Regions from separate parts of the Homo sapiens genome. Here region 1 is linked to region 2. A link is an interaction called in ENCODE POLR2A ChIA-PET data of the cell type or tissue named here. Cell type or tissue: MCF 10A. All regions are shown on one strand. Each heading gives the region's core, and the rest is flanking DNA. Links, peaks and the distances in the headings are about the cores only. Region 1 has its middle 55 kb from the start of TNFAIP3. Region 2 overlaps LINC02539 (long intergenic non-protein coding RNA 2539).

Evidence for each region. ChIA-PET counts read pairs that join two places held together with the same protein. Peaks named below come from ENCODE experiments on the same cell type or tissue, not always from the same donor. Only the 100,000 strongest peaks of a DNase experiment are listed, where the experiment ranks them.
Region 1: POLR2A ChIA-PET joins it to region 2 with 30 read pairs; 14 of 35 experiments call an interaction of 5 or more read pairs at or near these places.

What each region holds. Positions count from the first base shown.
Region 1 is chr6:137,804,839-137,818,886 of GRCh38, forward strand. No RefSeq gene overlaps it. Among named protein-coding and RNA genes, the nearest start is that of TNFAIP3, 55 kb to the right of the region's middle. RefSeq lists enhancers at 6,604-6,863, 6,894-7,013, 10,957-11,006, 11,337-11,426. In MCF 10A, for the core only: no CTCF peak of the experiment used is centred there; DNase peaks (open chromatin) are centred at 6,743 and 8,703.
Region 2 is chr6:137,720,897-137,738,510 of GRCh38, forward strand. It overlaps LINC02539 (long intergenic non-protein coding RNA 2539), which reads right to left. Exons shown (of 2, transcript NR_121619.1): 2 at 9,274-9,701. Among named protein-coding and RNA genes, the nearest start is that of LINC02539, 9.3 kb to the right of the region's middle. In MCF 10A, for the core only: no CTCF peak of the experiment used is centred there; DNase peaks (open chromatin) are centred at 8,035, 9,185 and 11,325.

The DNA.
Region 1 (14,048 bases), core at 5,240-13,239, 85 kb after region 2:
AATTGAAAACAAACCTAATGTACTTTCACTCCCTTGCCTGAACATCCTGTACTTTAAATATGTCAGAACCTTACTGTTTTTGTTCTGGGCTCTTTCCTTCCAAGCTGTATAAAGGACTATTCCTTTCACACAGTCAGCAAATAATAAGCACATATCAAAGATGTGCTATCTTACAAACACTTTAGGAAAACAAAGAATGGTAAGATCCAGTCTCTCTTCTCTCAAGTTAGGTCACTGCTGTGAGAGACCAGCTTTATATTTGAAGTGAAAAAGCATTTGCAAAATTTTCTAATCTAGGAGCTTTTCTACTCAGAAACAGGTTTGGTTTTCAAAGTTTATTCATCAATCCTTTTGTTTATAAGTAAAAGGAGACCAAAAGTGTTTAATATTGTATTACTTCTTGATGTATTCCTACCAAACAGAAGAAGGAATGATTTCTTTCATGCTTTGAAAGTTGGCATACATTTTCTCTTTACTTGGATATGTTGCAGTTGCCTCAGGCATCTCCTTTCTGAAATCAAGCAATTTCAATTACAATAAAGACCTGTTGAGGAAAACCACCTCTTATTGATGGTTTTTCCAATGTTCTATGAAGTCCCTGAGCAAGTATATTTTGATGTTATGTAAATCCCAACAGGCATTACATTTATGAAACCCTAGTCACATTTTTCCATGCTTAACTTTGGACTTTTAAACCTGCACTCTAGACTTCTCCTAAATTAACTGTAGGCTACCTGCCTTGGCTGGGAGACCCGGTGGACCCTATTTGATTTTTGCTACCACAAGCCAAACGCAAAGCCTTGACACTGATCCCTCCAATACTTTCCACCACTACGTGGCTGCCAAGGTCAAAAGCTGCCTTCAAGGTCTCCAAGACAGGGATCATAGGAAGCTTGTAACCTTGGAAAAATCCCCAGTGAATTGTTGCTGACGTCACTGAATAATGTGAGGATAGGCTGATCTGACCTCTCGGCTTCTCAAAAGCCCAGTTCCTGGCGGGCGTTCTTTGGCCTTCAGGAATCTCCTGCTTTCCTTTCCTTTGGCAGAAGGCCAGTCTAGCAAGGGTCTGGATGGTTATCATGATATGGCCCTCCAGGAAGTCGCTGTGAAATCTTTCACTTCTTGCCTGATTTGCTATATCTTAGTGGGGGAAATGGCCTGGACCTCAGGCATGTACTCAAGAGTATGGCTGACACTCACATTTGCTACGATTGACCCAACTCTCTCTATATATATATATTTGATATATAGAGATACACACACACACACACACACACACACACACACACACACATACACACACATGCATATATAAGACATATGATATATTTTTCCCCATTTCATCAGATTTTTATTCCTTCTATTACTGATTGTTGAGCAGTATATGTATGTGTTGCTTTTCACTGGTTGCATAATTCATTCTTTGTGCTTTAGAATATTTCCCACTGTCCAACAATGTATCTAGTTTGCCCTGCAACATTTGCCATTTTCTCATAATTTTCATTGTGTTATCTGTACCTACATTTTTGTCACAATGACACACTTCTTCTAAAAGAATGATCCTAAAGCATCTTTGTAACTAAACCTCATCTTAGAGAAAAAACTCAATGGCATAAACTGACTGCGCAAAACTATTGATACCATCATTTGGTGCAAGCACAGTTGAAGTGCCTTTCTGGAATAATTTTAGTCTATTTAGGTTTAAAAATTATTTAGTGGAAATAACTTATCTGGTGTTAATTTGGAGGCAGTTAACTCATCATTCATCATTTATCTTCTCCTCAACTCTTAGAAGATACTGCAGTGTAAGTGCAAGAGGAATGGACTAGGAATCAAGGTACCTGTGCAAAAACAACAAAAAAGATCCTGAACCATTCCTCTCCTCTAGCTGTACTTTTGCACAAATATCTGCACTAGTATCATTCAATAGAATTTTCCACAATGATGTAAATTCTCTATACCCCTACTGCCCAATACTGTGTGCCCAACATAATAAAGTGTCACTGGCCCCATGTGATTATTGAGCACTTAAAATGTGACTAGAGTGACTGAAGAACTAAATTTTTCACTTAATTTAATTTTAATTAATTTAAATTTAAATAGCCATACAAAGTGAGTGGCTACTGGATTGGACAAGGCAGGTCATATGGTTTGGATCTGTGTCCCTGCCCAAATCTCACGTCAAATTGTAATCCCCAGTGTTGGAGGTGGGGCCTCGTAGGAGGTGATTGGATCACAGGGTTGGATTCTTCATAAATGGTTTAGCAACATCCCCTCAGTGTTATTCTTGTGGTCATGTGTTATCATGAGATCTGGTTGTTTAAAAGTGTATAACAACTGCCCCTCTCTCTCTTCCTTCTGCTCTGGCCATGTGAGATGTCTCACTCCCCCTTTGCCTTCCACCATGATTGGAAGCTTCCTGAGGACTACCCAGAAGCAGAGGCTGCTATGTTTCCTGTACAACCTGCAGATCTGTGAGCCAACTAAATCTCTTTTCCTTATAAGTTACCCAGTCTCAGATATTTCTTTATAGCAATGCGAGAACAGACTATTGTAACTAACAGGCCTATGATTAATTTCTTGCAATTAAGTGACGAAGACTTTCAAACCACAAACTTTACAAATATCTTCCCCCATATTAGGTCTATTGTGAGTGAAACAACTGAAGTTTAGCACCTGGTTCACATCACCAGAATGAAATTATTAGTCCTGTTTACTAACAGAGTGCTGGTAGAAAGTCAGTTAGTATTTCCCAATGGGCTGGTGAAGCATTGCTGTATCTAAGCAAGAAAAGGTATAGACTTCATGTCACATGTGCATGGTTTTTGTTAGAACTGCTTGCGATGGGTTATCCAAGTGGAAAGGATAACCGTGTCCAAAGACATTGAATCCCAGCTCTAACTTTCTCAGGCTTTCTAAGTCTCCATTCAAATCTCCCTGAATATTCACCAGTTCTAGAAAACAAAGGAAGTAAAAAATAAAAGCAAGGGGCAGGGCGAGAAGCAAAACAGTGAGAGTCCAAGAAGTCAGCAGAAAAACATACTTTTGTAAATTGGACCGGTTAGCAACAAAATCATCTGATTCAATGTAGGTAAGGTTGGCACTGCATCAAGGTATGGGAGTTCCCTCCTTGCCCTGGTTTGACCCTTCCTTCCAGGATGGACCTCTGGGACTCGCTCTTTCCATCCAGTTGCTCCTCCAGAGCCTCTTGGGTTCAGCTTTGGTCCCTGCAGGTGAAAAGCCCTTTTTCTTTTGTTTCTAGACTGTTCACTTCTTGCTTCAAACTGTGGTGCACTGCTCTTACAAGGTTCTACTTCGCTTTCTTCTCAGGCTATTGCACTGTTTGGGGCTCCTAAAAGTCCACCTGTATCCCTGTCCCATTAATCTTTATACAGGGTAGTTTACCTGAAGCATGTTTAACAACATGTAGTAACATGCAAGGATATTGAAACATGGTTTTATTTCTCCCATGTTTGGAATGAAATAGCTGCTGAATAAATATTTTGTGAGTGACTCATAACCTGGGAACATGGAAGTTGTAGAATGAATGATCAAGCCCCTCCCAATCAAAGAATTGATGTCACCATCACCCACTTCACAAATGTGTCACAGCTACCAAAATGCTTTAAACATTTGTAACAGGAATAACATTTTTGAGGCATTAAGTAAATATTTATTTGTTTCTGGTGATTCCTTTTCCCTAATTGTCTTATATGTCATTACCTATTGAACTAATGGGCAGAATCCAGTGAGAATGAGAGCCATTACTGTTCTTCGTGTAAAAATGGGTCTTAGAAAATTACAGGTAGACTAAAGCCTGCAAGCATACACCACTGTTCTGCAGAGGCCATGCTTTACTCAGAAAAAAAAAAAAAAAAGATTTAAAAAGACACTTGTGTGGTCTGAGGAGCTGAATGCTGGGGGCCGATCAAGGGGTAGGTATGGACAGCACTGGCCACAGAAGGGTTCCCCCACGACAGCCCCACGGCAGCCTTCCTGGGCTGTGGAAAGGAGCCGAATGAGAGGGAGGAAGATGGGGAAGGGCCATCATAGGGCAGTCAGAGAGGTCTGGGGGTAATCTGTGAGCACAGTGTAAGCCAGGAAAACAGCCAGTCTTTCACAGACTTCCAGTCATCTAGAACTGGAGAACCAGCCTGGGGCAACTCCCACGGTCTCACGTGCTGCAATATAGAAATAAGACAGCAACAGGAGGATGGGGTGGGGGCAGGAGGGAGGATGTAGGTGCAAGTAGGACCGTCCGAGTAGATGGGGACAGGGTGCAGAGTCCAGGCCTACACGTACAGTGTAAGCAGGCCCCTGACATCAGCCAGGAACTCCAGCTCAGCACCTGAGGTGCATGGGGCTAATCACTCCTCTGCGTACAGCAGAGCTCAGAGAGCAGGCTCCTCAGGAGAAGCCATGAGTCTGCAGAGGGCAACACAAGGTCAGAGCCCCTCCTCTCTCTGCCAGCCCACAATTCTCTCACCTAGGAATAGAAGGAGGAAGAGAGGAACTCTTGGGAGGGGAGAAACTGCCCTGGAAGAGGGTTTCAACTTTCAATGGACTGAATATTTACCCCCAAAGAACTATTTTAGCCCAGAAAGACTGGAAATTGTCAAGAAAATTGTCAAGAATGGAAATTGTCAAGACACTGCTGTCAATGAAAACAGGGGCTCCGGGCAAGATGAGCTCAGTGAAGGAAAATAAAGATGCACTTCTTTATTTTTTATTTATGCACATGTGATTCATATGTGTGAATTTTGACCCCACTACAAATACATCAATTAGTTTCCTATCAATATGTTAAGAGAAAAAAATGCTTCCCACTCCCCAAATTAAAAGCAATGATTACCAGATTGTGTCTTAAATCTAGAAAACGTCCCCATTCAATATATGTGCTCTTTATTATGGGCTCCCCATTCAATACTAGGCTCTTACTGTATACCATGCAATGTGCAAGCTCCGTAAGTTCAGATTAAACATGTAATGTTCATATAGGACACTGAGAGCAAACAATCTTCACAGCCAGAGAAAACAAAAAGATCCTTAGAAAGATTATACCTGCAGCCTGGCCAACATGGTGAAACCCTGTCTCTACTAAAGATGCAAAAAAATTAGCTGGGCTTGGTGGCGCGTGCCTGTAATCCCAGCTACTCAGGAGGCTGAGGCAGGAGAATCTCTTGAACCCAGGAGGCAGAGGTTGCAGTGAGCTGAGATCGCGCCATTGTGCTCCAGCCTGGGAGACAGGTGAGACTCCAAAAAAAAAAAAGAAAGAAAGAAGGAAAGAGAGAAAGAGGGAGAGAGAGAGAGAAAGGGAGGGAGGAAGGAAGGAAGGAAGGAGAGAAAGAAGAAAGAAAGACAGAAAGAAAGAAAAGAAAGAAAGAAAGAAAAGAAAGAAAGAAAGAAAAGAAAGAAAGAAAAGAAAAGAAAGAAAGAAAGAAAGAAAGGAAGAAAGAAAGAGAAAAGAAAGGAAAATACCTTTATTAGTTAGAATATTTTAAAAACAAATGTCCTCATCCTGCTTCTAGCAAGACCCCAGAGCAAGCTGATGCAAGTGCTCATTGGTCACCTGCATGTTGCAATTTGATATTTACAGTTAGCACCCCTACCTCGAACTCTTCCTCATAACCTATATATGGCTGTTTAAATTACCATTTTAGTCCTTAAAGTCAAGCAGTATCTGTATACGCAAAATTATATTCCTAAAATCATCGTACGTACGTTACCATTAACAATAGCTTAAGGTTATTACGTGAGTTATAGTTTACACTGAGATTCACAGAATTATTTAACCTGGATGGCAGGTTGGACGTATTTTGCACCCATTTTGCAGATGAGGAAATAGAGGCACCTTTGTTCAACAGTCTTTCTCAACAAAGATTAACCCAGATCTTTAGACTTGTGGACCTGCACCACCAGCCCATTCAAATATCTGCTTGCCTGCTGCCATTCCTAGGATAACTGATTTGGACTTTGCTACTTATCTATAGATTCTTTCTGCTTTAAAAGTGTAGCATAGCTCTAGATCCACTGTTTGCCCAAAAACTTCCCTTATCTACCTTGCCCACACTAAACTCCCCTTTCTCTGAATGCCCACAACACATCCTCTTGACATTGCTATTTTGTAATCCATCATGTTCTTCCTTGAAACAACTCTTAAACTCTTACTTACCTTTCCAAATGCTTACATCTTGTTGCCCCCAACTAGATAGAGCTCCTCAAGGATCTTTTCCTGTCCATTTGCCCCATACTCCCTTGCAGACTTGGCACACAAGTTCTCATATATTTCTGGTTTTATTGATTAACTAAAACACTTCAATTTCTCTCCCTAAACCTCTGGGAAAAGGGAAGAACTCCCCAAAGCGGACAACCACACTGACAAAGCCAATGTTCTGCTTCACAATTCGGCATGTGACCGTCCCTGCCAAGACCCCAGAAATTAATTTATTATTTAACCAAAGCCAGTGATTATTGCATAATTTCATCCTTCCAATCAAGAATGCTGCTCTTTATTTAATGACTGAGACCTACTTACTTAGCTTCCAAATATGGTAGTAATTACTTGATATACAGATTAATGCATTCCCAGGCTAGTGCCTTGCACAGAACTATCAAATATAATTGGGGTTTCTAACCTTGTGACACAGCCCTACAAATTGCCTTCTTTATTTCCTTTTCTTAAAAAGTACGTTCAGTCTACTCTGGACTTTCCCATCTGTCGTCAGGTGACTTCCTGCTCTGTTAGCTGACCGTGAGTCACGTCGTTGCTGCACAGCACGTTCAGTGAGGCTGCCTCTGCGTGTGAGGCGACCAGGAGAGGAAAGGACAGACTTGAGCTATCAGACCTCTCTCCTGGTGGGATATTGTTTGTTTCCCCTACCCTGTTCATTTAAAACCTCTCAGTTATAAGCTTTGCTCCTCAGTTTATGCCTCTGTGATGATGCTTCAAGAGACAGGGAAACCAGTTTCCTACATTCCAAAATAAAAATGACATTTTAAAAAGTCTATCCTTTTAGGCAATGAATCATTTATCCGGGCAACCCCTTTCGTCAAGGGTCTTCTTCCTTTCAGCCACATTTCGGGGATGTCTTCTGTAAGGCAAACGGTTGTGACCAAGTGCGTACTCTGGAATCCAAATGATGCAAGTAGAGTTGAAAAGGAATTTCAAAATTACAGGAAAGGAGCTATGAGGGTAGAGAGGATGGGTTTAAAATACAAATAAGGAAACTTTGTGGATTGGGGAAGTCATTGGAGCAAAATAATGGGGAAGTTGGAGGCTCAAGAATAAACAACGTCTAGAAAGTTAGAGGAGTCTGGAGGGCACTTTTGCCTTCTGCAAATATCTTGTATATTATTTTGCTACGTGGGGGCTTAAATTCATTCTCATTAAAAGAAGATAAAGGAACAGTAACACTAGCCTGTCTCATCTGATGTTTTTAGGTTTGTTTGTTTTTATTATTATTATTTCTTTTTAGAGACAGGGTCTTGCTCTGTTGCCCAGGCTGGCATGCAGTGGCATGATCATAGCTCACTGCAGCCTTGAAATTCTGGACTCAAGCAATCCTCCCACCTCAGCCTCCCAAAGTGCTGGGATAATAGGCATGAGCCGCCATGCCTAGCCTGTTTTTAGTTATTATTTATTTTTTCTTTTTTGGGACAGGGTTTCACTATTTGGCCCAAGCAGGCTTAACACACTTCCACTTAATATGCTAATAAAGTAATCAGTATTTGGATAAAAAGTTGGCTAAACATAGAAATAATAATCTAAACTCAATGTAATAATTTACAGATCATTTGGGGATTCTAAACAGGACACAGACATCTATTAGCTGAATAATAACTAGCATGTGTATAGCCAACTTCTTTATGCCAATCTTTCTGGATTGGTGATATTATGGATTTGTGTTGGAGAAATAAATGTATCCATTAACATTTTAGATCAGCACTTTTAAGCCCCAAATAAAAAAGGATATGCATTGATTAGGGTTGTATCTTTACAACATTCAATGAAGTTATTCTTGGCATCCTGTTTTGGAGAAATTGGATCTGCACTTGTAGGTATGTTTACATGTCTTCTTTAAATAGAAGATTTCAGGTTTTTTTTTTCTTCTCATAAGGCCTAGTGATATATGGGTGCTCTTCAAATGTTCATTTTATAACAGTTTAAAAATCTCAGTAATGTAGAGTGGGAATCTAGTACTATTGAATTAAATTGGAAAGCTCTGCATTTTTATTAAGGAAAAGCTTCACCAATTATTTAGAATGAATTGCTCCAAGATTCTCCATTGGCTTTCATTTAGGAAGACCCTGTCATAGGGTTTGGACATCGTAGTTGTTTCTGGATTACTATGGAAATATGATGGTCATTCTCTAAGGCTGAACCTATTATTCCTAGAAAGGAGGTGAGTAATAACATCTTCAACTAAAATCAATGTGGAATCATAAGGAAAAATCTTGTGAATCTTTCAATTAAGAAGAAATCACCTTTTAAGGTAACATATTCTGTAGACAATTTTTCTGCCTTCTTCAATATGACCTTAGAGGGCTAGTTCCAGTGACTAAACCCCCAACCAGGCAAAGCTAAAATTCTGTCTTGACTCAAAAGCAGAATTCCACTACCTGAGTCACCTACAAAACTTCAACAGCACCCTGGATTTTCCTGAAAGCATCCCCAGCCAAGGATTGAGCAGGTTTAGGCATGTTCTCTTATGAAACCAGCTGATGACACAGTTACAGGGACTATGGCTCAAAAGTTATGGGCTGGGTTAGTGCCAACCCTGGTATAGTGCCCTCCATTAAGTACTGAGAATGCTCATCTCTAAATATCAAGACACTGTTTGAGATGAAATATCTATGTGGACTGCTCATGGCAAACACACCACTTTTAGATCTATCCTTTCACGATATGAAGTGTATTTCATCCACGTTGGCTTAATTCCATCCAATTCCCATGAAGTACATGTTCATTTTCAGCTGCATTTGCTCATTTGCTTTTAATACTTCTTCTCTCTGGCTCGCTTCTAGGTAGAGAATCATTTCTTTTTTTATATACTTTAAGATTTAGGGTACATGTGCACCACGTGCAGGTTAGTTGCATATGTATACATGTGCCATGTTGGTGTGCTGCACCCATTAACTCATCATTTAACATTAGGTATATGTCCAAATGCTATCCTTCCCCCCTCCCCCAACCCCACAACAGGCCCTGGTGTGTGATGTTCCCCTTCTTGTGTCCATGTGTTCTCATTGTTCAATTCCCACCTATGAGTGAGAACATGCAGTGTTTGGTTTTTTGTCCTTGCGATAGTTTGCTAAGAATGATGGTTTCCAGCTTCATCCAAGTCCCTACAAAGGACACGAACTCATCCTTTTTTATGGCTGCATAGTATTCCATGGTGTACATGTGCCACATTTTCTTAATCCAGTCTATCATTGTTGGACATTTGGGTTGGTTCCAAGTCTTTGCTATTGTGAATAGTGCCGCAATAAACATATGTGTGCATGTGTCTTTATAGCAGCATGATTTATAATCCTTTGGGTATATACCCAGTAATGGGATGGCTGGGTCAAATGGTATTTCTAGTTCTAGATCCCTGAGGAATCGCCACACTGACTTCCACAATGATTGAACTAGTTTACAGTCCCACCAACAGTGTAAAATTATTCCTATTTCTCCACATCCTCTCCAGCACCTGTTGTTTCCTGCCTTTTTAATGATCACCATTCTAACTGGTGTGAGATGGTATCTCATTGTGGTTTTGATTTGCATTTCTCTGATGGCCACTGATGATGAGCATTTTTTCATGTGCCTTTTGGCTGCATAAATGTCTTCTTTTGAGAAGTGTCTGTTCATATCCTTCACCCACTTTTTGATGGGGTTGTTTGTTTTTTTCTTGTAAATTTATTGGAGTTCATTGTAGATTCTGGATATTAGCCCTTTGTCAGATGAGTAGATTGCAAAAATTTTCTCCCATTCTGTAAGTTGCCTGTTCACTCTGATGGTAGTTTCTTTTGCTTGCAGAAGCTCTTTAGTTTAATTAGATCCCATTTGTCAATTTTGGCTTTTGTTGCCATTGCTTTTGGTGTTTTAGACATGAAGTCCTTGCCCATGCCTATGTCCTGAATGGTGATGCCTAGGTTTTCTTCTAGGGTTTTTATGGTTTTAGGTCTAACATTTAAGTCTTTAATCCATCTTGAATTAATTTTTGTATAAGGTGTAAGGAAGGGATCCAGTTTCAGCTTTCTACATATGGCTAGCCAGTTTTCTCAGCACCATTTATTAAATAGGGAATCATTTCCCCATTTCTTGTTTTTGTCAGGTTTGTCAAAGATCAGATGGTTGTAGATATGCGGCATTATTTCTGAGGGCTCTGTTCTGTTCCATTGATCTATATCTCTGTTTTGGTACCAGTACCATGCTGTTTTGGTTACTGGTAGAGAATCATTTCTAAAACCCAGTATAAAAATCAGCCTCAAGCAGCCATCACCTAGAGGAGGCTGGAAATCTCAAAACTAATTAGAGCGGGCCGGGGGCGGTGGCTCACGCCCATAATCCCAGCACTTTGGGAGGCCGAGGCGGGCAGATCACGAGGTCAGGAGATCGAGGCCATCCTGGCTAACACAGTGAAACCTGTCTCTACTAAAAATACAAAAAATTAGCCGGGCATGGGGGCGAGCGCCTGTAGTCCCAGCTACTCGGGAGGCTGAGGCAGGAGAATGGCGTGAACCCGGGAGGCGGAGCTTGCAGTGAGCCGAGATCGCGCCACTGCACTCCAGCCTGGGCGACAAAGCGAGACTCCGTCTCAAAAAAAAAAAAAAAGAAAGAAAATGATTCATTTTCCCCACCAATACTCCCTGCAGCCTGTTAAGGTCAAAGCCTCTGGTGGAGGCTGCACAGGTAGTGATATGGGAGTATTGATAACTGTTCTTTCTTCCCCAGTGACTGGTATGGGCCTTCACTGGAATATTTCTCTCTGTCAACTCTGTGCACGGGGTTGAGTCCTGGCCATGATAGTATGAATACTGTCATTCAAGTTTCCCCTGGCCTTACCAGACTGTACAGATAACAGGAACCACCCCAACTCAAATTTCCCTGGTTTTTTCCATAGCCTGGGGATGGTGGACCTTTAATACCCTGTAAGGTATCTTTCAAATATTTCTTGAGGTCCCTACAAGGTGTCTCCCAGGTACTGCTGCATAACATCCCTCCTCTAAGCTGGCCCATGGCTTCTCCTGGCCACTGGCTGGCCAGCAGTGTCTCCTGTTTGCCCCTTCCATGTACTTCCACAGCTGAGGCTCAGGAAAGCTGCAGATGTCCAAGTGACACGGCATTCTCTTTTAAGTAGGAGGAGCGCTTCCTTCCCCTACCCCCTCATGCCAACCACAATGAGGACACCCAGCACTGATGCCCAGCAATGTGGCTTCTGCTCCAGTATATTACAGAGTTCGAATTCAGAATTTCAGTTTCCCTTTGTAGGCTGCTGACTGCTCAGAGGAGGTAGGCTTTCATTCTTAAATATGTACTGATTGCCTGCTCTGTGTAGATGCCTACAACGTGCACAGGGATGAGTGAAACCGCCAAGGACTCTGACCATGAAATTTTCAGCCTAGTCATGGAGAAAGATGATGACCAAGAAATAAAAGCAAATAAATACACAACCACAAATTGAGATAAGTGCTATGAAGGAAACAGGCAGAGAGGTGTGAGAGAAAATAACAAAGGAGCTACTTTCGATCAGAGGGTCAGAAAAGGTCTCCAAGCTCATGACAGTTTATAATAATAACTATTAATAGGACATATTAGAAATCCAGACTTGGAAAAAGGGAGGGGAGGGGTTTTTAGAAGAAATTTATTGGGGAGGATGGGGGTGGTACAAAGAGGAGGAGGAGTTAATATTTTGAGACATTACTATGACCCAGTAACATTCTAAGAACTTTACACATGTTATATTCTTTAATCCTAACACAACCCTATGTAGGAACTACTGTTAACCCTGCTTAACAGAGGTATAAGATGAAGCACAGAAGGGTTAAGTAACTTGCCCTTGTCACACAGCTACTAAGTGGTGAAGGCAGAATTTGAATCCGAGCAGTTTCAGACCCTAAGGAAGAAAAGACTTTGGATTATTTTAGCAACTTAAAGACCAGTGTGACTGAAATGGAAAGGAAAACGGGGAGGGAAATGGGAGAGAAATGGAGTTGGCAAAGCAGGCAGGGCCTAGAGCATGCATGGAAAGGTGGTCATATTTCATCCTCAGAGAGTGTCATGGCTGATTAATTAATGCTGCTCCAAAGGAACAATACTGTTCTGAGGAGCCAGCTGTGGTCATGAAAATAATGATCACCTCTATTACTTTCTTAGGCTGAGGTATTAGAAAATGAGAGTGCTTCCTTTATGCTGAGAAGAAGAAAGGAGCCTAAGATCTTGGGGATGGAATTACCCTCTCTGGCAGATAGGCCAACTTCATGCATAACCCAGGAAACTGCACCACTTCCCAGGACCTACCGGTAGCAACCCATTCCCTGCATTATAGAATGACGGATGGCCAAATTAAACAGTATTCCACCAGGGGGTGAGCACTGGGTTAGTAATACAGGGATGGGGAAGGGCATGGAGAGGAACCAGTTATCAGAGTGGGCCTCTCTAGGGGACAATCTCCACTTTGGCAGGAGCCGCCTGGGGAAACGCCTGTGTTCCTGGCCACGGGCTGCAACTCACAGCCTCTCTACGTGGCTGCCTAACTGGGACAATAAATCCCTGGAGATGAAGAAGAAGCAGTGTCTGGTGTACCCACCAAGTAAACTCTGGTAAGTTATATCCACAGGAAAAGTGAAGAGGCAACAATCTCTTGATTCTTAAGGTCAGCATCTTGTTTGGTTGCTCTCTCCTGAATTCTCTTAGGAGATTCCTCCCACGCTTAGGAAATCTCAAATTTGTCCCACAAAGAATATTAACTCAGTCTAGCCTCCTAAACTGAGTCTAACCTCATCTCTAGTGACATAAACTAGGTAGAATTGGGAGGGGATTTTCCAAATTCTGTTTGCTTGCTTGTAATGGTAAACTTTTCCTTTCTTTTTTTTTTTTTTTTTTTTTTTTTGAGAAGGAGTTTTGCTCTTTTTGCCCAGGCTGGTGTGTAATTGTGCGATATTGGCTCACTGCAACCTCTGCCTCCCAGGTTCAAGTGATTCTCCTACCTCAGCCTCCCAAGTATCTGGGATTACAGGCACCCACCACCATGCTCAGCTAATATTTTTATTTTTAGTACAGATGGGATTTCACCATGTTGGTCAGCTGGTCTCGAACTCCAGACCTCAGGTGATCCACCTGCCTCAGCCTCCCAAAGTGCTGGGATTACAGGCGTGAGCCACTGCGCCTGGCCTGTAATGGTAAACTTTTAACCGATTAACCTGTTCTTGCTTGTCGAGTAATGTGGACATCCATTCTCCATGTTTCCCTCTCCAGCAGCCCCTCAATTTCTGTTTGGGGATACGTATGATACCTGAGAGTCTAATTCCATCTGAGTGGCAAGAAGGGAACACGTGGCCTGGGCTAAGCCATCAGCACGTTCTATCAACCCCGGCCACAGTGACTGTGACCTAAGCCCATTTGTTCAGTGTGAGTCTCAGGATCTCTGCTTTGGAATACAAGACGAAGTTCCTCTCTCCCTCTTGGTGTATTTGAATAAGAAGCAAGAGTCATCTAGGAATCACAGAAGGAGGCTGACTTAGGATAGAGCCAACATCAAAAAAAAAAAATAGAGTTATAAAGAGCTATGTCCTGCATGACATCATTAAGCAGAATGACTCCCCACCTCATCAAAACCCTGCTCTTTCCAGGGATGAGAGTTGATTAAATTGAGCTCAACAAATATTGACAGAGTGCCTTGTCATGTGCCAGACATGGTATTGGACACTCACAATACGTTAGCGCATAAAACAGGTAAGAATCCCTGTCCTCAGGGAGAAGGAGACAGAAAATAGACAATAAGCAGAATAAGTGAAATAATAGCATGTTAGAGGAGGGTAAGTATGGTGGGGAAAAGGAAAAG
Region 2 (17,614 bases), core at 3,773-11,772:
ACTAAATGGGTATTGGCTTTCTGAGTTTCCTTAATTAGTGTATATAATGGCCTGGCTATTTTGCCGTACCTGGGAATCCATATTTGGCAGAAGCCTGTTATGCCAAGGAACCCTCGTAATTGCTTTTAGGGTTTTGGAATGAGGATAAGCCAGTATAGTCTGGATACATTCCTCACTGAGGGCCCTGGTGCCTTTGGATAATTTTAGCCATAAGTATTTAACCTGCTGTAAGCAGAGCTGAGCCTTTGGTTTGGAAACCTTATAGCCACAAGTGGCAAGGAAGTTTAAAAGCGCTTGGGTGGCTTGATGGCACAAGATTTCTGAACGGGCAGCTAGAAGTAAATTATCCACGTACTGAAGGACAAGAGTGTCCAGGTATGAGAATTGGCTCAAGTCTTGGGCTAATGCCTGGCCAAATAGATGGGGGCTATCCTTGAACCCTTGGGGTAAAACAGTCCAGGTGAGTTGAGACATTGGATTTGAAGGATCTTCAAAGGCAAACAAGAACTGAGAGTCAGGATGCACAGCGATGCAGAAAAAGGCAGCCTTAAAGTCCAGGACTGTAAACCACTCTATTTCCTCTGGTATTTGGGAAAGCAGAGTATAAGGGTTAGGTACAGCTGGGTATGGAGTGACAACGGCCTCACTGATAATCCTGAGATCTTGCACTAACCTCCACTGTCTGATGGGTTTCTGTACTCCTAAATTTGGAGTATTGCAGGGGCTATTGCATGCTTTTACTAGGCCTTGGGCTTTTAGGTCCTTAAAAATCTTTTGGAGTCATTGTTGGGGCTCGGGTCTAAGGGGGTACTGCTTTTGTTAGGGAAAGGAGGCGGAATCCTTTAGTTTAACTTGAACAGGATGGGCATTCTTTGCTCGTCCATATTGTCCTTCTGTTGCCCAGACTTCAGGATTAATTCCTTCCTCAAGCAGGGGACAGCAAATGTGTGTTCCTTCTCCTATGTTCAGGGGTATAATGGCCCCTGCTTTTGCTAGAATGTCTCTCCCTAACAAGGGAGTGGGGCTTTCAGGCATAATTAGAAAAGCATGTGAAAAGAGTAAAGTTCCCCAGTCACAACTTAGTGGCTGGGAGAAGTATCTAGTGACTGCCTGTCCTAGGACCCCTCAGATAGTGACAGATCTGGAGGACAGTTGTCTGGGATAGGAGAGTAAGACTGAGAAGGCTGTGCCAGCGTCCAGGAGACAGTTAACCTCCTGGCCCTCAATGGTCAAGCATATCTGGGACACTGTGAGGGTGATGGGCTGGCGTTTGCCCCGGGGAACCCTCAGTCCTGCTGCTGGATCATCTGGTTAGTGGCTTCTGACTCAGAAGACCTTTGTCCCCTGGGGCAGTGGGCCTTCCAGTGATTCCCTTGACATAAAGGGCATGGAAGAGGGGGCGGCTTATTTCTATCTGGACAACCTTTTTTTTTTTCTTTTTTTTTTTTTTTTTTTGAGACGGAGTCTCGCTCTGTCGCCCAGGCTGGAGTGCAGTGGCGGGATCTCGGCTCACTGTAAGCTCCGCCTCCCGGGTTCACGCCATTCTCCTGCCTCAGCCTCCCAAGTAGCTGGGACTACAGGCGCCCGCCACTACGCCCGGCTAATTTTTTGTATTTTTAGTACAGACGGGGTTTCACCGTTTTAGCCGAGATGGTCTCGATCTCCTGACCTCGTGATCCGCCCGCCTCGGCCTCCCAAAGTGCTGGGATTACAGGCGTGAGCCACCACGCCCGGCCTGGACAACCTTTTTTAAAGTGTCCTTGTAGACCGCACTGGAAGCAAGCCCTATTAGGCATTTGATTTGTCTGGGCACTAGGGATTTAAAGGTGTCTAAAAAGGGCGAACTTTAGCAACATTGAAAGTGAGCTTAATAGTTCTGTTTTAAAAGTGCTTACTCATTTTCTCATGTAAGCTTTCACTTTCTTAAGTTTTCTTTAACTGTCAGGAAATAAATGAGACAGCATTCTGAGAAGGATCTAGAGGTGCCACCACGAACATTCTGAAGGAGGCTGATAGAGCGGACAACCCACCAAGTCTGGGAGTTGACTTGACAGCCCTGCCCACGAGAAGCTGGCTAAGACAGCACAGTAGAAATGTGGCCTGAAGATTGGGGCACAAACACAGCACAAATCTATCATAACCGAGTCTTAAATTTGCTTTACATGTGAAAACCATATACTCACACACCAACAAGAACTCACCCCAGCTGGCCTAAGCTAAGGAATCTACAGTCCTTGGAAAAAGAACAAGTCAGAAGAAAGAACTTCAGGATCCTTCCAGCTGTTTCCCATGATTTATCATTCTTACAGTGTAGCCGCTTCAAAATACTTTTTTAACTTCATGCTATGAATTCCAAACACATTTAAGGTTAACCTCTGTCTTTGGTGTGATATAAGACCACTTATGCCACTCTGCTTTTTCTTGGTTGGCTTTTACATTTCCTTTCATGCATGCCCTGTTTTCCAGTAAAGTAACCCTATCCCAGGGCCTTTGACTAGCTCTACTTTTGAATCAACTAATATTTGCTGTTTCCACGTGGCAGGTGTGACCTTAGGCCAGGTGCTATGAGTTAAACAAAGATGAATGAGACTTGGACCCTGCCCTTAAATATTCAAACCAGCTAAGGGTTGGTGGTTAAACTCTGGACTCAGACAGACCTGGGGTGGAATTCCGGCTTCTCTACCTACCAGCTTGGGCAAGTTATTTACATTCTTCTAAATTCCCCCCTTTTTTTCCCCCACAACTGGGCATGATATTATCTACCTCATAGGCTTGCCATGAGGATTAATTAAATAATAAAGTGCAGTGCCACATAGTAAGCAAATAATTTAGCCTTCTCATTATTCCTATTATCATTATTTCCATGGGGAAGAGGATGTTTGGACTTTTCCTTCTGAACCCTCCCTCCCTTTTTTCATTCAACCTCTTAACTGCACAGAACTCTTCTGTTTTCTTTTAAGAGAAGAGGGAAAGCCATTCTGATGAAGATCTGAGATGTGAATATAACCTTGACTGCAGATGGACGGAGACAATAGGAAATTATGTCATACCTCTATTTAATCCACGTTGGTCCTGGTTTCATCTTCTCATTTCTGACCTTTGAGAAACATTTGTTGTAGAAAAGGACAAATAACATGATTACGTCGCTGATGATTAGTCTCTAGGCATTCACTCAATAAATATTTATTCTGTAGTTTCTGGGTGCCAGGCCCTGATTCAGTGCTAGAAACAGAGTGGTGGACATGGCAGCCACAGCCTCTAACCTCATGGAACACATAGCCCAGCAGATGGCAAGCACGTGCCCAAGGGAAAGAGGAAAGTCCTGGAGGTGAATGTGGGGGAGCTTTGCCTAATCCATCAGGCACACCATGACCTTCTATCATAGTGGAAGTCCCATGTGCATGGTGAGTCACCTGTGCATGGTGGCAACTCTTTATTTGCCCAAACTGGAAACTCAGGGTGAAATAAACAGCTGAAAGATTGCAGATCTATACAAGGGATTAAATAGTAGAATATTGAAGTCCATTGATATCATCGATTTTAAATTGAAAAAGAATTACAAAAGAATGTGGGTTAAGAGATGGTTTAAACCTCTCCAAGCTATTTTACCGCTAGAAATGTTAACACAAAAAAATATAATAATCTGATAATGGAGGATAATCGCTGATATTTCCTGTGCCTTCCTCCAATCCTCAGGATGACACTGGAAAGTAAACTATGAATTTGGATTCAAAATAATGTGGTATGGTTGGAGAGCATCAACTTCATCAACTGGATACAATGGCTGGAGATGCTCTGAATTTTCAGTTAGCAGGGCTCAGCTGGTCTCCATGAAAATGGTAGTTCCATTGGTCACAGTGTCTACAGTGATTTCATGTAAAAATTGCATCCCATTGCCTAGCCATCTGGCAAGGATCTGATTGCTGTCCCTTGAGATTCAGGAAGTTATGATGGTAAACTCACAGCTGAACATGGCTGGAGTAGAGATGGGGGACTGAGGCCTGGTATTACACCCATCTTCCAAATGGAATGAGTCCGGTGCTGGGTCAGGTCCCAGTTGACACTCAGAGAGCATGGCAGGCTGGTCAGCGATGCGACAGCTCACGAGAGTGAAACCGCACCACACAGAAGTAACAGGGACTCTTTGAGCTCATTTCCCTTCCTTCCATTGTGCAAGGAACTTGGCAGGCACCGCTGTGTGGGCCACAGTGGACACTCAGCAAAACAGCACGCGTTTGGCTTCTAAAACTCACTCTGCCAGCTCCTGACTTATGAGGGTGGTGGCAAAAGACCTGCTCTCTCTCAGCTTCTGTATCCATATCCCTAAAATGAGGGGGTTGTGTTGTACGATGCTGAGGAATGTTAGGATCAGATAAGATGATGAGAAACTCTGTTCCTCCTCTGTGTTCCCAGACACCTTAACCAGAAACCAGGCAGTCATGGGAGATGCCTCACTCCTTGTTTCTCCCCTCCTATTATTTCTACCTCCTAAACCCATCCCTTCCTCTTCTTCCCAATTGTCCCCCCTTATGTCAGGCTGTCCTGTTGTCTCACCTGGATAAACAGATTCCCAGTGTCTCACTTCACCCTCCTTTCCTGCGTCTGCCCCATTCACTCGCACTGTCTCCTCACGCCACCATGAAATAGTGAGAATGCATTCTGTCTTTTCTCTCTGCATCACCAGTGTCAAGCACAGTCATATGGAATAAGCTCCCCTCAAAATGTTTGATGGATGAATAACTAGGTAGAGGGATGAATTAATTAAACCTTCTGTGCAAGTACCATTTTTATAAGATAGTGTCTGAATGTGAGCTGCTATTCTCTGCAGTTCAATAAGCATAAATATTTGTTATAGATTTGGCACTGTGCTAGGTACTGGAGATGTGAAGATGAGTTAGATACAGTTCCTGACATTCGATTACCACCCAGTGAGCAAGACGGGCTGTATTAGTTAGGGTTCTCTAGAGAAACAGAGCCAACAGGATAGACAGATTGATAGGTAGATAGGGATTTATTTTAAGGAATTTTCTTGTGCAATTTTGGGGGAAGGCAAGTCAAAATTTGCGGAGATCAGCAGGCTAGAGACTCAGAGAAGAACTGATGTTGCAGTTCTAGTCTGAAGACAGACCGGAGGCAGAGGTCCCCCCTCCTTAGGGGACCTCAGATTTTTTTCTTTTTTTCTTTTTAAGGCCTTCAACTGATTAGCTGAAACCCACCATCATTATGGAGACTAATCTGCTTTGCTTAGTCTGCTGATTGAACTATTAGTCATATCTAAAAAATACCTTCACAGCCATTTCTAGACTGCTATTGGCCTAACATCTGAGCACCATAGCCTAGCCAAGTTGACACACAAAAACTGTCACACAGATGATGATAACACAATGCCTGCTATTGCATTTCTGCAAAGTAAACTAGATCTTTCTTTTATGAGAAGTTCTCTATACACTTTGGCATTCCAAAGCTAACATTTGTGAACTGCTTTCTCTGTAAATGCCATGCACTCTACAGGGTGCATTCATAAGCATGGCTTCCATCCCTACAACAATCTGTGATGTGGGTATTGTTCTTGCCTTTTACAAGTGAAAGAGGTCCAAGTAACATGCATGAGGTTCCACTGCTGATAGTGTAGTGGAGCTGAGATTTGAGTCCAAGCCTCTGCACTACTCCAAGTTCAATAATCTTTGCTGTACATCATGATACTTTAAACAAACATATTTAGCTTGAAGCTTAGCTTTTCCTAAAAGAAGCACTTCTTTAGCCAGGAATACTGTAGTATCACTAGATTTTGTAACAGGAATCATTTTCCCCCCCACCAAGCCCCACCACACACATACACACAAGGATGTGAATCAGTGCTCCCAGCTCATTTCCTATTGGCTATGAAGCTGGGAGAGGACCATGATTGGCCACAATCTTATTGGGTCATATTGATTCAATAAGATGAAAAGGGAGCTTCCCAAATATCACTATTATGACTGAGTTTTTGTCACACACACTAAAAAATCTTCTCCTTAACTCCAAGCCAGACACAGACCACATAGCCGCTAGTCTTTCTCAATAGACAAGACAGAATTGTTGGCACTAGGTTTACCTGTTAACTATCTGCTCAATATATAAAGAATATTCTTCTTTAAACTTGCCAAAATTAAATAGGAAATGAACTGCAAATGAAAAATACATTGTCTCGGGAGCTCTAACTTTTAACAGGAAAGCAAAGACACATGATATGAATACATGAATACAGTAATTATTTATTAATAGCCTACTAGGCGCCAAACAATGCTGCCCTTCCAAGGAAACAAAATGAGTAGAAATAATCTCATACCTCAAGGATGCACGGAATGGGGAAAAAGAGAAGAAGTGATATTTATTGAGTGGCTTTCATATGGCGGTTATTTTATCTCATTTAATCCTAACAATCCCATGAGATAGATAGCATCATCCCTTTATACAGATGGGGAAATTTAGTCTTTGCGAAATGGAGTGACTTGCCTGAGATCACACAACTGGTAAATACTGATAACTTAAACCAGATCTCTCTCTAAATCCAGAGCTCATGAACCTTCCACTGATCACACTGCAGAGAAGATAAAACAAATATATAAACCACTATAGCTAGCATGGACATATAACACCAAGAAGGGGTCAAGTAAAGTTTGAGGAATCTGGAGATGCTATTGGAAATGGTCTTTAGAAAGAACAGATGGTATTTTTCAGGCAGAGATGAGAAAGAGCATTTCAAAGGAGAGGAAAGAGCTGGAGCGAGACTTGGAGGGAGAAGTAGAAGGGGTTTGGAGGATAAGAGTTGGAAAAGCTTTATTGGCATTTTAAAAGCAGGATGATCCTCCTAGAAGGGGTAACTAATATAGATTAGAGTAGAGCAGATTGGAAGATAAGGAGACTGGGTGGGAGATCCTTGCAAGTGTCTTAGAGAGCACCTGCAGGAATGGAAGGAAAGACAGATTTGAGAGAGATCACAGAAGAGGATTGTAGGTGATCCTGAACTGAATGATGGACCAATGAGTTCAGACTGATGCAGAAGAATGAAACCAAATGCATTGGCGGAGTAGGTGACCAGATAAAAGTCATGCAGTAGAGGTCTCAGTTAAGATGAAATGCAAAGCAGAAAGAGGGAAGGAGGGAGCCAGAAAAGGAAGGGATTTCCGAATGTGCCGTCCTGAAAGTGGAGTCGATCTGAGTTGTGACCAAGCATAAGGTGTGGCCTCCTGGGGAGTGGCTGAGACAGAGCTCATCCAAATGGAAGACACCAGAAGATTACGAATCTGGAAGTCACCAGGAAATCTGGCGGTGAATTATATGGAAAGGATGTCAGGGCCGCAGAGACTGAAACCATGAAAGAATGTGAGAAAAAAGTCTTCAGAATTAGAAGTAACTGGGCAGAGAAGGGCAGAAAGTCAAAAGTTTACATCAAATCAGAAAAAATAAGTTGTCTACAAAATGGATGATGCATTATCCTGCAATCATAGTGAGGATTTCCATTGGAAAAATTAATAATAATAGTTAGAGTCTCACTTCTCCCTTCTTAGGGGAAAATGACATATTAGGCATATTCATATAGGGTATTGCATTTTTCATATTTGCTAGCAAGGAATGTCAAGAGAGGCAACTGGTGCTATCAGATAACATTGAAATGCCTCACCCTCACATTTCCTCACCTGTCCTGTGACCCACCTAGCCTGCATAAACCCAGTGAAGAGAGAAGGATCAAAGTTGAGCAAATTCTCTTCCATTTTTGTTGAGTCAATCACTTAACTATCACAGGAACAGGCAGGCATGTTTAAGGACACCCTGCCCATCTGTATCTCTTGTGCTGTCAAGATGAACGGGCAAAGTGTTAGTTCATGTAATGTGCAAGAAGACATGCAGCCCGGGTGAATAACTTCTGATCAGCATGTAGTATAAGAGAAAAGTCTGTCCAGCATGGCACTGAGCTGCATTCCAGCCCCATGACATGGCATCAGATTTGGCAACTGGGTCAGCAATTGTGCTCCAGTTGTTGCTTCTATTATCTACAGGGTTTTGCAAGCCTGGAACTTCCACCCACCGAAAGCAGACTGCTGGAGCTTATCTGGCGTTTGTTAGTGCAGAGCTCATTGTGTTGTCATGCATTGTCTAGTTTAGGCTTGATTCCACTGTCACATAATCCAAGGGAAAATGAAGAGCTCTGTGGACTGATCTCCATTTAATTTCAATTTTTCTATTGTTAGTGCTCTGCCTGCTAGGGAATTCCAGAAAGTGTTGCTTCATAATTACAAGGTAGGTCATAGCAAAGAAATGAATGGTGTAGCTGTCAGTCATAAGGGAAGTCTGGGGAAAACAGCCCTGGTTGCTGGCAACTGACTAGATGCGTTTGCTTTGTGCTGACATTAAAATCTCATTTGGAAGCAACGTGGGAGGTCAGTGAGTCTAACTGCTCCTGCTCTCTCAGAGCAGCAGCACTGGAATATGGTCTTTTTTTTTTTTTCTTGCTCTGTCACCCAGGCTAGAGTGCAGTGGCAAAATCTCAGCTTACTGCAACCTTCACCTCCCAGGTTCCAGTAATTATCATGCCTCAGCCTCCTGAGTAGCTGGGACCACAGGTGTGTGCCACCATACCCAGCTAATTTTTGCATTTTTAGTAAAGATGGGGGTTTTGCCATTTTGGCCAGGCTAGTCTCGAACTCCTGGCCTGAAGTCATCCACCCAGCTCAGCCTCCCAAAGTGCTGGGATTACAGGCGTGAGCCACCATGCCTGGCCCTGGAATATGGTCTTTTGGGCTGAGAGACCTGGCTACCTCATAATACATACAGTTGTATTACCAAGATGGCCTTGCATTTTCTCCCCATTGGGTTTAGTTTTCATAACTATATTAAGAGCTAATATTTAGTGAGTGCCCACTATGTGCCGTGCACTGTGCTAGTTCTTTAAATACATTATCTCAAATAGTCCTCACAATAAACCAGTAAGGTAGGCACTTTTATTTCCATTTTTCCAGATGGGATAGAGTCAAGCCCCATGGAGTCAGGATTTGAACACACATCTGCAGGTCTGGAGGATGATAGAACCTATCTTGTCTTTACTCACATTCCATGCTGGTCCCCAGGGCCCCAGTGCTGTACATTCCACAATGCAATCAAGATTCATTTGGAATTCTCTGAAGTGCTCCAGCAGGCCTTGTGCAACTCGAAGGTTCTGTCAACTCCTGTCTGGGGCTGACATAAATCTACAGCTTCTTTCACAATAATACTAGTAATAACAACAGTGACAGGTTTTTCAGTAATTTGCATATGTATTCTTTTATTTTATCCTTACAAAAGTCTTATAAAATGGGTAGAACAAATAGTTTACAGTTCAGTTTGCAAATAAGAAACCAAGACTCAGGTAAGTAATTTAAATTCTCTAACTCACAGCTAGTAAACTGTGGAATCCAGGAATCAAACCCACATCTTCTAAGCTCAAAGCCAGCGGGTCTCAGAGTGTGGCAACTGAACCAGTAGCATCCAGGAATTTGTTTTAAATAAACATTCTCAGGGCCCAGTGCAGACCTAATAAATCTGAAATTCTGGGGGTGAGTCCAGCCATCCGTGTTGGAACAAGCCCTCCAGGTGACAGTGGTGCACGCTCAAGCTTGGTCTAGGCCAGTGCTTCTTCCATTGCCTGGTGCGGCGTTCACTCCACCACCTCTAGTTCTGACCCTCTGCAATGAATGAAAAGAGAAAAAAGTGAACTGGTCTAACAGAATCTTTTGTATCTGAAGTGCAATTTCATCAGTGACTTCTTAAGATTATGCCTGAGGTTTTTGGTGTTGAGAAAAAAAAGACATCTCAGCCCTAATAGAGGAGGTTAATAAAGCCCATTGAACTTCATTTATTTTCTCACAGGGAACGCAAGGGTGACAATTCTCCAAAATAGGGATTGCATTTTTTCCTACTTATAAAAAAATTTATCTCAACAACATCTCTTCTATGAAATACAACACCATCATAATCACAAATGGCTTTTTAAAGAGTTTTTTGTTTGGTTTTGTTTTGTTTTGAGACAGGATCTCGCTCTGACACACAGGTTGGAGTGCAATGGTGTGGTCAGGGCTCATTGCAACCTCAACCTCCTGGGCTTAAGCACTCCTCCTGCCTCAGCCTCTCAAGTAGCTGGGACTACAGGTGTGTGCAACCAAACCTGGCTAATTTTTTATTTTTTTGTAGAGACAGAGTCTCGCTATGTTTCCCAGGCTGGTCTTGAACTCTTGCAGTCAAGCACTCCTCCCGCTTTGGCCTCCCAAAATGCTGGGATTACGGGCATGGGCCACCGTACCTGGCTAGGAGTTTTATTTTTGATAGGATTTCGCCTGTAACATTAAATAAAGAAAATATTTTCCAATGAACTGTTTATTAAAAATTAGCAATATTTATCTAAATATTAATCTCAGATAAGCATTTAATGACTAATGGAAACTGGGGGTGGGGGACCCAAGCAAATAGCCATCAAAATCAGTAGAAATAACACTTATTTAAAATAAATATTCATTAGGGAGAAAGTGCTGCACAGAACATAGGAACGTTGTCTTTAAAGTCAAATGGCCCTGGGATCCAGCACGGCTCTGCCATTTACTTGCTACCTGTGGGACTCAGAGCAAGTCATCTATCTACCCTCATCTGGACTTTATGCATCTGAAAAATGGAATCATAACTGAACCCACTCAAAGAGTTGTCCTGAGAATTAAATGAGCTCACATATGAAAAATACTTAAAACACAGTGACCTCTGCATAGTAAGGACTCAAAGACTGTTAGCAATTATTTTTGTGTTTTAAGTGACAAATATGTGCCATGTGCATAGTAGATCAGATGCCAGGGACAGAACAATGAATAGCATGTGAAACTTGCCCTCTGATCCTTCAAGGCTCACTCTTTCACTCTATTTTACAAAGTCTGTTTCTGTTTTGGTTTATTTTTAATGTAGCACTTGGAACATATCCCGAATTTACATATAACCTGGCAGGGCTGCGCTGGCTACCAGTAAGATTTCTTTTATGAGTACTTAAGATACCATCAATGATAAGACACATTATTTCAGGTACTGTTCAAAAAGAAAAAAAAAACACTGCTAATCATAATTATAAGATGTCATTGATTGTGAAATACTCCCTAATTTCAATTCAAGAAGCAGTAGAAAAAAATTTTTGTTTTAGAATTCATGCAATGTAGTATTTTCATTTCCCATCACTGCCTAGAACCCACAAAGAAACACTCTGCCTGGGCCATGTGTATATCTGTGTTAAGGGATGGAATGGGAAGTGGCTCACAAAAAGGATATTTCATAATAGATCGGAACTGGCTTTGAAGAAACTTTCTGAGTCAGAAAACAAATAAAACATCAATGGCAGATATCCTGCATCAAGAGGACAGTATGCTTCTGGAGCTGCCGGTACACTCTATAAAAATGACTGCAGTCAGGTCCAGTAAAAGTCCACTTATTTGGCTTCTACTCTTTGCCATTCATTGTTAGGTGGAGGGCTACCAGCAAAATCACATCTATTCTCTCTAGATATTCACATACTGGTAGGAGAGGTAGACAAACAGAATGCAGAGGACGGTTTCAATGTAGAAATATGCAAAGTCTAGAAATAGTACAAGAAAAATGAGGCATTAGGGGAGGAGAGGGAGTAAGAAGTGTGGCTAAAGAAGGCTCCTTGAGAAGGCAACGCCTGAGCAGTTTTGAAAGATAACTAAGAGCTGAACAAGCATTTGGGGAAAGCAACAACACTAAAAAAAATTGTAGGTGTTATGTCTATTTCAGCTAATGTTGTTTTTCCACAACTGTAGATTGGATGCCCTACCTCGGCTAATCAGGAGAGAGCTTGTGAAACAGCTGTACAAATATCTTTCTGCCAGAACCAGTGAATCTGGAAGCTCATATGAAGTCACTCATTATTATGACACACACACACACACACATACACACACACACACAGACACAAAACAAAATGAAAAAGAACCTGGCACAGACTTGGTACTTTTTGTTTTCATAGCTTTAAACAAACAAACAAACAAACAAAAAACAGGGCATTAGGATTGAGACTTAATGAAAAGTTGAGATATCACATTTCTTTTCAATTCTTCATATTGGACTCCGCAAGAGAAATAAAGGGGCGGGGAACACATTGTAATAAGAAATAACATGCATCATGAAATTGTTAAACAAGGCTGGGCACGGTGGTTCACACCTGTAATCCCAGCACTTTGGGAGGCCAAGGCCGGCAGATCACCTGAGGTCAGGAGTTCGAGACCAGCCTGGCCAAGATGGTGAAACCCTGTCTCTACTAAAACTACAAAAATTAGCCAGGCTTGGTGTTACGTGCCTGTAGTCCCAGCTACTCTGGAGGCTGAGGCAAGAGAATTGCTTGAACCCAGGAAGCGGAAGTTGCAGTGAGCTGAGATCACACCACTGCACTCCAGCCTGGGCGACAGAGTGAGTGAGACCCAGTCAAAAAAAAAAAAAAAAAAAAAAAGAAAAGAAAAGAAAGAAAAAGAAGAAAAAGAAGGGAAGAAAGCAAGCAAGCAAGCAAATGAGCGAGCAAGAAAGGAAGAAAGAAAGAGAAATTGTTAAGACAATACAAATAAATCAAATCAGGGGGATGGAGGAGCATGTGTGATTCTTCTCAAAGGAGGGGTTTTGCAAGGAATGGTCTATATTAGCTTGTAAAGTATGTACAAAATCCATTTTTCTCTGGGCACTTGTCCAATTCTGTCTCTTTTCCACTTTCAGTCAATGCTGATGGTGTGGTAAAGCTTTTTTTATTCAGAAAGAACTCTAGTCAACCTTGACACTTTTTTTTTTTTTTTTGAGATGGAGTCTTGCTCTGTCACCGAGGCTGGAGTGCAGTGGCACGATCTCGGCTCACTGGAAACTCTGCCTCCCAGGATCACGCCATTCTCCTGCCTCAGCCTCCCGAGTAGCTGGGACTACAGGCGCCCATCACCTCGCCCGGCTAATTTTTTGTATTTTTAGTAGAGACGGGGTTTCACCGTGTTAGCCAGGATGGTCTCGATCTCCTGACCTCATGATCCGCCCGCCTTGGCCTCCCAAAGTGCTTGGATTACAGGCATGAGCCACTGTGCCCGGCCGACACTTCTAAACTTAGCAATCCATTTCCTTGACCCTATCAGTTTGTTGTCACTTCCAACCTAGGGCCCCTCAAATGGCAGAAGTAAGTTGAACACAAATTTAGTGATGTTCCTTCCTTGTTTCATTTTATAGCTGCCATTCATCAAATTGCCTTCTTCCTACATCTGCTACCTACTATACAACCTCATTGACACTCTAAACAACACACCAGATAAAACCAGTTTGTTCACAGATCATATGCCAAGGCAACCATATACCAGGCAATTCAATTTTGGACTTTCTGGAATTTCAGGGAGAATTTATCCACAAAGAGCATATGCAGAACCCAGGTTCCCTCTGAAAAAAATTCTGAATTAGTTGCAAAATTCCCATGACACATCATAATTAGGGAGAGATGGACAAGAAGATAAGAGTATGGCTCCAATCAAGGAGACTTCATCGCATATAAATATTTGCATGGCAATCATGAGATCATGCATGCAAACAGCTAGCCCAGGGCCTGCTATATAAAACCATCAAAAGCTTAGTTTACCCCGTGTGGGGCTATCTCAAAGGCATCCCACCCTAATCTGAGGTAACAAGTATTCTGGAAGAATCCAAAGCTGTGGAAGAGGAGAAACACAGAGGAAAGAGAAAGTTGTTTGATTTGTGTTGGTTTGTTTTTTATCCGAACCTGTTTCAGCATTCTTACAGGGAAAAGCCAAGCCTTACCATCTTCCTCATTATTAAACAAGCTTAGAAAGCCTGCAAAATCTTATTTTTTAGCAGACGTTGGTAGCATATACTGTGTATCAATGGAACTGAATGCTCAAGTTAGAGCATAAATAATTTTTGTACATAATTTATATGTTTCTGTAAAGCAAAAGGAATTATGTTTGCATCAGAAGCTTTTCTCACGTTATTGCCAAACTCCCTCTTTTTTCTGTCTGATGTAAGGTCACGCTGTTGCACAATTGGGAACACTGGGGTAATAACGGGAGACAGAAAGGACAGGGAACTGTGCATTTCAGTTTGTTCAAATACATTGGTAACTCATCTCTGTCTCCTCCACACTTCCTCCTGGCTCTATGGGTCATGGTAGAGGAACAATTACGTGGAAGAAATCAAATATGAATGACTGCTTTCCCCCTCCAGCTCTCTTCCCTACTTCCTCCTTGTGATGGGTTTATCACTTTTCCCTCCAGGGTTGTAAATAAAGGCTTCTGGGGTTCTCACGGCTGGAGAGAGAAGTAGTCCCCTCCTATCAGCCCTTACAAACTGTTTTTCAGCAAATCGTGATGAGAACATCATTGTGATATACAGTATCTAATTAATTTCTAACTAATATTAATATTTTGGCCCGGCGCAGTGGCTTGCACCTGTAATCTCAGCACTTTGAAAGGCCGAGGCACCACTTCACCTATTCTATTTGTTTTCTATAACAAAAATTAAGCCCAGAGCACTTAAATGCTTCATTCAAAAACCACCCACAAGATAGTGGTGGAGGTACATATTGAGGTAAGAATCTTTCTACCACATCATGATACTCCTGAGTCAACCCCACGGATATGCTATATTGAGTCATGAAAATGTGACAATATATTTGGGAAAATAGTCTGAGGATCTTATCCAATATAAATACAATTTGCCAACATTTTCACTTATATTCTAAAGCAACATGCTCACAACTAACAATTATGTCTTCATTTTATGCTTTTGTAATAAGGTAGTCTGTCTAGTCTACCTTACTACTAACTCTGGTGTTACCCTTTGTTGTCTAAAAAAGTACCTAGGTTTGACTCATGGCAATGTCTCTTCTCTGGATCTGTTCCTCTGGCTATGCCTCAGTTAATACAATGTCTTCCTAATGCAGTTTCAATGGCCAACAAAAGAGATGCTTGAGCACTAAGAAGAATCCTTTCCAGTCCAATGAGAAACAAAAGTTCCCGTGAATTCCCTTTGATAGTTACACGTTCAATATTCACTCATTCATTCACTTACGAATTTCTTCTGAAGTCCCAGGCGCTGGATTAAGTGCTGCAGAGGCCAATGCCTAATAAGATACTGTCCCTGGACTCATGGAGTCCATAATCTCATGAGGACAAAATGTGTAAACCCTGCACTGTGGATATGGCCAGAGAAAGCAGTAAATAATCGAGGTGCTTTGGGGCGTGGAGAGGAAGGAGCCATGCCTGGGGAGGATGGGAAACAGCCTTATCTAAATATGCCAAATCCAAGCAGTCAAGACACCTAGGTTCTAAAATCTTTATAAGAACAATCTCATTTCCTTTGATGCAGAAGACACAGCCCAGCTGTGATCTAGTATCTGGGCATTCTGATCAAGGAGCAAAAGGTCAGGAGTCATTGCCTGATCACCAAACAGAACAGAAGGGTGGATCTCAGGACCTGGAGAGTGGGGATAGATGGTCAGAATTAGAGAGAATGGACCACAGAAAATCTATTTGAAAAGCAAGCCAGCCATCTGTAAGCCTCTTGAGAGAGAGTCAAACCACACAGTTTTGAAAACAAATTCTCAGCTGCTTGAGCAGGCAGGTGGATCAGCCTGGGCTAACTCTGGGAGATCTAATCAGTTGCAGGTGCATTTTGGGTGTTTTAAGAGCATGTTAGTCATAGGGGTAAACTGTCACTTTGCACAGTTGAGGTTGAGGCATAGAACTAGTACTTTCTCTTTACTGGAGTTGCTGCCGCCCCTGAGCCAGTGTGAGCTCCCAGCCACGCATGGGCCTGGGAGATGTCCAAATCGAATCGCTGTTTTGCCTAAATCTCAGAGCTCTCCAACAACACTAGTTACCTCTCAGGGCTAGGACAAGGATGAGGCAAGAGAGGCAGCGAGACTAAGATATAACTCAGTTTCCCACTCTGCACCGCCTTGAGCAAGACCAAGTTCTTCTTTAGATCCTGACTCTTTCTCCAGAATGGCTTTCCAATTCTAGGAGGAGGAAGGGCTTCAACGATTCTATGGCAGGCAGCACTTACTATTAAAGAGAAATGTGGAACAGGGAGGAGCCTGGTCGATTTCCCAAGGACCTCTGACCAAAAATTCCTGTTGAATTTTTACAAAGAGATGTTGGTCAGAGGATACAAAATTTCAGTTAGATAGGAGAAATGTTCAAGAGACCTATTGTGCAACTGATGACTATAGTCAATAACAATAGGTTGTGTTATTGAAAATTAGGAGAGTAGATTCTAAGTGTTCTCTCCACACACACACGTGAGGTAATGCATGTGTTAATTAGCTCGATTTAGTCATTCCACAATGTATGCATATTTCAAAACATGTTGCACATGATAAATATATATAATTTTTGTCACTTAAAAAACTAGTTTAGAAAAATTTCTATTGGCAGAGTCTCAAAAGCAATGGTACTCATAGTGCCCAATCTCAGATTACTAATGGGGTTTTTTTTGTGATTTATTTTTTTAAAGAAAATAATCTCCTGTCTCCTTCCATGTGTCTCCTTCACTTCTCCCAGTCAAAAATGCATTTCTCAGTATCTCCCTTCTCTGCTCATTGAAAACAGATTCAAAATATAAGCCCCTGAGAAAAAATTTCTTATGTAAGGCATATTTTTAATTCTGTTGTGGCTTAACCTTTGGTTATAACACCAGAGCCCTGCTAAGAACTATCAGATCTAATGTTTAAACACTATTTTAAGACTAATACATATTTATTACAATGTCCCCTGGGTTTCTCTTCTGAATGAGAGTTTAAGCCAACAATCATTTTTACAAACAGAGCAATAACCACAAAATACTCAACAAATTAAATACATGGCTTAACTATCTAATCTGGAGAGAACACATAAACATTACTATTTAGATAATATATCTTATTTTTTTATTATCCAATTTGCCTCAACTTCATTGTTTTCCTTTTTAAAAAATAAGGCTAGTATTATCATAAACTGGTATCCATGGTTTCCTTTTCATTAAGTTCTCTTTTTCTCATTGTCTTCACTCATCTTAAAAAAAAATCCGATTTGGGAAAGAGGAAGAAAATAAGGGGAAAAATGATTTACAAGGCAGGAGCGAGACATTTCCTCTACATGACACCATGGCTCCAAAAGCATTGGGCAGATTTTCTACAAAGGATAAGGAAAGAACTAAACATGTTCTATTTCAAAATATTACAGACTGATTATTGGATGCAAGATGGATTGCACCTCAGAAAGAGCACATCCTTTCGTCAACGCATACTGGCCATAGAGTCTCATAAAACATTTTCAAATAGCTGAGGGCAAGCCCGGAGATGAGAAGTCCCTTCATGCTGGGTTTCCAGGCAGAGGTCACTTTGCCAGTGAGCTTGTATGCTGCTCAGCTGACGCAGGAGTTAAGTAAAAGCCTCCAGCAGCACAGAAATGTGGGTCTTTCCCTCAGTGATTCATCACTATCAGCAATCAGACAAACTGTCTCATAAGGTCTGAGCATAAATTACTTCATCTCCACCAATTTAGGTTTAAAGATCATTAAACTCTGAATGCACTTG